2 separate regions of the Homo sapiens genome follow, and region 2 is linked to region 1. Evidence: chromatin contacts called from ENCODE Hi-C or POLR2A ChIA-PET data. All regions are on one chromosome and are shown on one strand. The core of a region is the stretch at or near the end of the contact, and the rest is flanking DNA. Distances in the headings are between cores, read along the strand shown.

Region 1 (3,248 bases), core at 176-2,675:
GTTAATTCCTAGAAAATTCAGCATATAGTGAAACGCTGTTAGAATACTGTGTGTTTTTATGTAAAATTCTGACAGGTTCTGGGTTCAGATATTTATAAATGAGTTTTTTATCTACACTAAGGTACCTATGTACAGCATTTCAGCAGGACATTCAGGTGGGGTGCAGGACAACTCTTTGACCATGCATTGCACAAGGTCTAGTAGCCCTGGACTCCATCCATTAAGCATCACTTGTGCCCCAAACCATTGTGAACTCCAAAAAATGCCCCCATACATTTTCAAAAATCCTTGCAAAGACGTTTGCAATCTCCTCCACAGTGTCCCTCCTAATTAACCCATACCCCTTTCTCACTTGCTTCACCCCTAGCACAGTTATGGGCAAATGTCTTCATTGCTGTGTTCCAATCAAGCCCAGGAAGCAGCTTGTTTCTCTCTGTTCTGTGTATCTGTTCCCTGTCTATGTCTACAGTGTTATCAGGGAATCACCCTGACAGCATCAAATCCCTTAACCTAATTATTATAATGTCTTAATGAACAATCATTAAGAATGACTATTCCTGCACCCATTGAGAACCAATTTATTTAGTAACAATGAGAAACAAAATACTGATTTCACCAAACATTGTGAAAAAGAGGATGGGAGAAGGGGAATAATGTATGTTGGAGGCAAATGGAGTTTAAAAGAGTTAAACCTTTATCTTTCATATCTGTCATAATAAAAATAAAAACTCAATATGTAATATCTAAAACTGAAGAATCAAGAACCGCAAGTATAACTGTGTTATATAGAAAAATGGTGGCAAATACCAGAAGCATTGACAGAATGAAAAGTGGTGGTTCTTGAAAGCAGGACTGACAGTAGGGAAAAAGAGGTCAAAGGTCTGCTGGTTTTCATTGTAAACCTTGTAACATTATTACTCTTTCCAGAAATAGAACATCTATGGCTTACTTTGATGAAACTTTAATTGACAAAATCGTTAACTCCTTCACCTGCTCCAAGGCTAAACAGTCACAGTTACTGTTACCTTGCATGAAATGATTTTATTAAATAAAATCTTACTATAGGTTCAGTTACCTGGTTTCAACTTGTGCTAAAGCTAGTTCTAACAGGAATAAAATATTGAAACTGTCACTCATACTCTAATATTATCCTTGGTTAACCGTGTCTGTGATGCCAACTACACACCCAATCAAACATCTAAAGTTACGAACTGGCTGCAGAGTTGGTGCCCTGGTTACAAAACACTGACCAGCTGTAGGAAACACAGAGGGGAAAAAGTTATGCCTTGGCTACTGAGCACAATCCATGCTCAGTGCTAACGATCCTATGTCAGTCCATAAATTATAATGGCTAACACTGGAACATTAACACCACCCAAAAACACACTCGTAAGCAAGCCCGAGCGGCAAAATGAGGTCATGGAGAGGCTTAAATCTATTTTAGGATATATCTTGAACACCAGTATAGTTCCTTTGACACCACCTGTTCTCATTTGGAGGACTGTATATTGAAGTCCCACAACAGCAACTGGGCTCAAACCCAGTGCTGACTCTACAGTCCAGTTCAGGATAAATGCTGTCTTGTCATTAGGTGCTGACCTTTAGATGAGACATTTAAGTCCCTCTGACAACATTCCCCACCTTCTGCTTAATTGGCACAGTATAAAAGATGTGGCTGAGAGAGCATTCGACAGTGGTCATAGTTGCCTGCATAATATCATAGTAAAAGAAGCATGTGAAAAAATAGGTGGATAATATAATCCAATACAATAAATCACTTTTGCTGAGGATCACAGTGGCATCAAGATGACAACTTGCACTCACACTAGGAATTTACTTATTCTCCATAAAACTATTCTTGCCCCATTTCATAATGAAATCTCAGTGTTTGGGATGAGTACCTACCTTCATATATAACATGTGCCAGTACCCTCCAAAAAAGATGAGCTTATGTCCAGATTTCTTTCAAAGTCACAATTCCTAAGTGTGGTAAAGTTGGTATAACTTGGTTTTTAAAGCCATCAAAGAAAACTTTAATAGTTAACTTAAAATCATTTCAAATAATAGGTGATATGGTTTGGATGTATGTCCTCACTGAATCTCATGTTGAATTGTAATCCCCAGTGTTGGAGGTGGGGCCTGGTGGGAGGTGATTGGATCATGGGGATGATTATTCATGAATGGTTTAGCACCATCCCCTCAGTGTTGTTCTCATGACAGTGAGTGAGTGAGATATCCAGAGATCTGGTTGTTTAAAAGAGTATGACACCTCGCCACTCTCTCTCTTTCTCCTGCTCCAGTCATTCCAGTCATGTGAAGTGCTGGCTTTCCTTTTGCCTTCTGCCCTGATTGTAAGTTTCCTGAGGGCTCCTCAAAAGCTGAGCAGATGTCAGCATCATGCTTCCTGTACAGCCTGAGGAACTGTCAGCCAATAAAACTTCTTTTATTTATAAATTACCCAGTCTCAAGTATTTCTTTATAGCAGTGCCTGAACAGACGAATACAATATGTAAATCAAAATATAAATTACTGATACCCTTTGGAGTACAAAGGAATTGGTTAGCAAAAGTTAGAAATTAAAGGCTTAAGGTTTTTGCCACAAAAATTTTCAGTTGTTTTTTGCTGAATTTCACAAATGCTTCTGCACTTGAGAAAGTGAATGCATGTTGTTTTGTAGCATTGTAAAGTATTTATAATGTCTTCATCATGTGCTCAAAACTAAACCACTGGCTTCCAAACCTTTCAAGTCATTCCATTTTCTCCCAGCACCTAATACTGCTTTCCCCTCCCCTATAGTTCACAATAAATGTTGATTACATGAAATTCTGTGCACAAAGAACAAATACATGACTATGAATCTAAAGTTCTCTTTACCACTGATAACACAATTTATATGATTATTGAGAAATGACAGGTTGTGTTTTCCGTTTCTGTTTTGTTTTGTTTTGTTTTGTTTTTTTGAGACAGAGTCTCACTGTTACCCAGGCTGGAGTGCAGTGGTGCAATCTCAGCTTACTGCAATCTCTGCCTCTTGGGTTCCAGCAACTCTCATGCCTCAGCCTCCTGAGTAGCAGGGACCACAGGCACGTGCCACTCCGTGCCCAGCTAATATTTGTATTTTTAGTAGAGACGGGGTTTTACCATGTTGGCCAGGCTGGCCTTGAACTCCTGACCTCAAGCGATCTGCCTGCCATGTCTTCCCAAAGTGCTGGGGTTAAAGTAGGTTTTGTTTTTAACTAAACCAGTAT
Region 2 (3,204 bases), core at 278-2,777, 37 kb before region 1:
AGGTGGCTCTTCTCTTTCTCTCTTCCTCTCTCCTTTCCTCCCTACTGAATGCCTATATTTTCAGAACACTGGATCAGATGCTGAATAAATGAATGAGTGAAAGGAAGCATTATGTGAGAGTGTCTATTGAAGGAGAGTCTGATGAAGAAAGTGAACCAAACTCAGCAGAGACTGGGGAAAGCAATAATGAAGTGATGCAAAAGCAAATAAGGAAAGCCCACCCTGGAGAAGAAACTCCTGAGCTCAAGTGAAATGACAGTGGTGATGGTATTTTTGAGGTTCATGCTGCTGCTGACTTGGCCATGCTGGGAATATTTAAACAGGAGGAATGAATCCACTGCAACGAATAAGTTGAACAGGAAAAAAACAGATTATGTAGCTCATTGTTCTAGAAAGCAGCTAATTCCAGGTGACTGAGAAAGAAAGGATATGGTGACTCTCTCTGGGGTGGATCTGGGGTGGGTTTTACTTACTGACCTGGGGGGCCTGGGAGACCCCAAAAATGTAGAGATCTGTCATTAATGTCAAGGTCCCTGCCACTGGGAGCAGTTTAGAAACAGACTTGTGACACACAAACTGCAGCCCACTAGGAGGAAAGGAAAGGAAAGCTATCACATGACAAGAGATAGGCCTTGGGAATCTGAACCAGTAAAGAGAAACTGGTGGCAATCACCAAAGGAGGGCCAAGGAGAAGTGAATCTTTAGTGCCTCAGGGATTCCCCAGATCCTCAAGGCCATGCACCTATTTGACTCCCTTGTCCTTTAGCAAGCAGATATGTGTTTTATCTCGTCAGTAAAATCTGCATTGCCAGGATGACAGTACTGACTTTCTGCAGGGTGCATAACAACTTTCCAACATGTTGTCAGAATGTGTCAGGTCGAGTTACGGTGATTCTATTTCATGAGGACGTGACACATGGCGCCATTGCTGGCGATTCAGACATTTCCTGTCAATGCCTGCCACTCAGGAATGGATGTGTAATCAAACCCAAGTCACAGCTAAGCTTTTTGCATGACAGTCACTTCCAAGTTTTACTTTTAATACCTAAGGTTTTGTGTTACTGATATTAAATAAAAACTCTTTGCAATGAATTTTAAATGAGGTAAAAGCTCTCACCAGAGATTTGTTAAAAGCAGATGAACAGCTGTTCTCTTTTCCCCCTTTTTAGTAGAAGAGCTTTAAATTATATATTAACCAAAAAGGTAAACAGAATAAAATGGGCAATTAAATATTAATGGAAGATGTAGTGGAATTGTCCTGTGCTGCACTTAAAACAGCTTGAATGATTGAGCTGTGAATTGCTCTCCCCGAGGTATTGAAATATTCATCAGTGCTATTTAATAAATGTTCATATTCGTAGGCACTCATGTTTACACTACAGCACTTGCAAGAGAGTGCTTACTAAAGAAAACATGCTAATGGAAGGTGAACTTTCCTGTACAGTGAGTCATCTTAAATTATACAGAGTGTGCGCCGAGGAGACAGGGAAATCTCTCCTCTGACAAATGAGAAGCTTGCATAAGAGAGGGATGTCTTTTGTTAAAGAGAATGGCTGGGGATGGCACAGAGGCATTGTGGCTCCAAGACTATTTTGAGGTTTTTAAAATTTTATCTGGTTTGCATTTTTAAAATGTTTAACCTTTCCTGCCTGAAGTAGAGCTTCATTCCAATGCTATTACTGTAAACTGCCTACTTTATGGGAAGGAATGCAAGAGATAGCAAAAAGAAACTGCAGTGGAAAACCCTTAAACAACCGAGGTAAAGCATTCCAGGTGACAATGGAGACAGAATCAAAGACACACACAGCATTTCCAGGCAGAGGCAGACACTGCCTCTTATGGCTTCCTCTCCGTGACATTTATTTAGTCATTCTTTCCCAAGAACTGTAAATATGGTATCACCTCAAGTAGGGAGCTTGATTGTTCTCGTAAGTTAAACAGGATCAGAGCTGGTCAATACCTTGGAATTGGCCTATCTCTAGGGAAAATATTAAGATTTGCTACAGCAGCAGAGCTGTATTGCTGATGAGTGGTATAACCTAAAGGGAGCATGACAGTCCAACCTAGACACCTATTTACAGGCAGTTACATAGTCACCAAAATCCAGCAGTACCATTGGTTGGATTAGGGTCAATTGGGATGGCCCTGCATCATCCTAAGATTAACCATAAAAACTTGAGACATGTTTATTCAGTAAGAAAAGGGAATCTCAGTTCTCAGAGTAACAAAAACAGCCATATAGAGTACTGTGGATTGACTTTGGTCTCAATGTTTTATTCTTCTGACACATACCTGTGTCATTGATTCACAGTGGGTAGAAAATACCTCTCTCCCCTTGACGGGGGATTGGCCATGTGACTTGCTTTGGCCAATGGAGTGTTGGAGGCCATGCAATGAAAAAATGTTTAAAATTTTCATGCACAGTTGAGCTGGTTCTCCTGTGCCCAGGCCTTTTGCCATAAGAAGAAAATGTCTCCAGTAGCTGCTAGTCCAAGAAGGATGAGAGACACTATGGCACAAAGCCCAACTGAATCCTCCTATATCACGTGAGCTCTAATTATATACAGATGTGCAAACAAGATGCTAATTTTATATGCCAATGAGTTTGGGGATAGCACTATTATGGCACTATTAAGGTCAGCAAGGATCATTCCAAGGTATTTATAGACAATAAACAACTATTGTTTTTCTGTTTTAGAGAAAGGAATATTATGTTACTAATATAATATATGAGTTCAGACATGAAGATGTGCTCCTTCAGGAAAGGACACTGCCTTTTATCTAAGGAGCCTTTTAAACTAAGGAGCCTTCTTTAGTTTCTCCTTTTCCTTGTACATCATCCTTTCAAAAAGGTCACCAAGTCCTGTTGACTCAAATACTTGAATACATCTTATTCTTTCCATTTGCACGGCCACTGCCTGCTTCCAAACACTGTAGTTTTGATTATTACAATAGCCTGCTCAGTTGTCTTTCCAATATCTACATTTCTGTCAGTCATGTTTCCAACAGATCATGGAAAACTTCCTGATTGTATCACTATCTTCTCTAAATCACTTTAATAATAATAAAGACACCTATCAATGATTGCCAATCAAGTACAAATGCTTTAGAATGTCTTTCCATGACACTGAAGATTTTTCCCAAAGTACCCTTCCATCTGTATCTCCAGCAATTTCTCCTTAATCTCCATCCTAGATTATGGAA

What was found. Hi-C counts contacts between places; a loop is a spot of excess contacts on that map. ChIA-PET counts read pairs that join two places held with the same protein, here RNA polymerase II (POLR2A). Pooled maps may share reads with other maps.
Region 2: a loop to region 1 is called in a map of gastrocnemius medialis, with 16 times the contacts of the local background. The contact joins two enhancer-like sites. A Hi-C loop is called at or near these places in 3 of 168 maps with a recorded cell type or tissue (GM12878, gastrocnemius medialis and psoas muscle) and 2 of 50 pooled maps. POLR2A ChIA-PET finds 5 or more read pairs at or near these places in 2 of 52 experiments (HCT116 and OCI-LY7).

The regions. Positions count from the first base shown.
Region 1 is chr9:82,293,513-82,296,760 of GRCh38, reverse strand. All of the region lies in intron 4 of LOC105376107 (a long non-coding RNA gene), which reads right to left. Among named protein-coding and RNA genes, the nearest start is that of SPATA31D1, 310 kb to the right of the region's middle. Within about 2 kb of position 1,425, at least 2 of the 41 ENCODE cell types and tissues checked have a DNase peak (open chromatin) inside an H3K27ac peak, as active enhancers do; they include gastrocnemius medialis and psoas muscle, where a contact is called at or near this core.
Region 2 is chr9:82,330,599-82,333,802 of GRCh38, reverse strand. All of the region lies in intron 4 of LOC105376107 (a long non-coding RNA gene), which reads right to left. Among named protein-coding and RNA genes, the nearest start is that of SPATA31D1, 340 kb to the right of the region's middle. RefSeq lists an enhancer at 682-1,825. Within about 2 kb of position 1,527, at least 5 of the 41 ENCODE cell types and tissues checked have a DNase peak (open chromatin) inside an H3K27ac peak, as active enhancers do; they include gastrocnemius medialis and psoas muscle, where a contact is called at or near this core.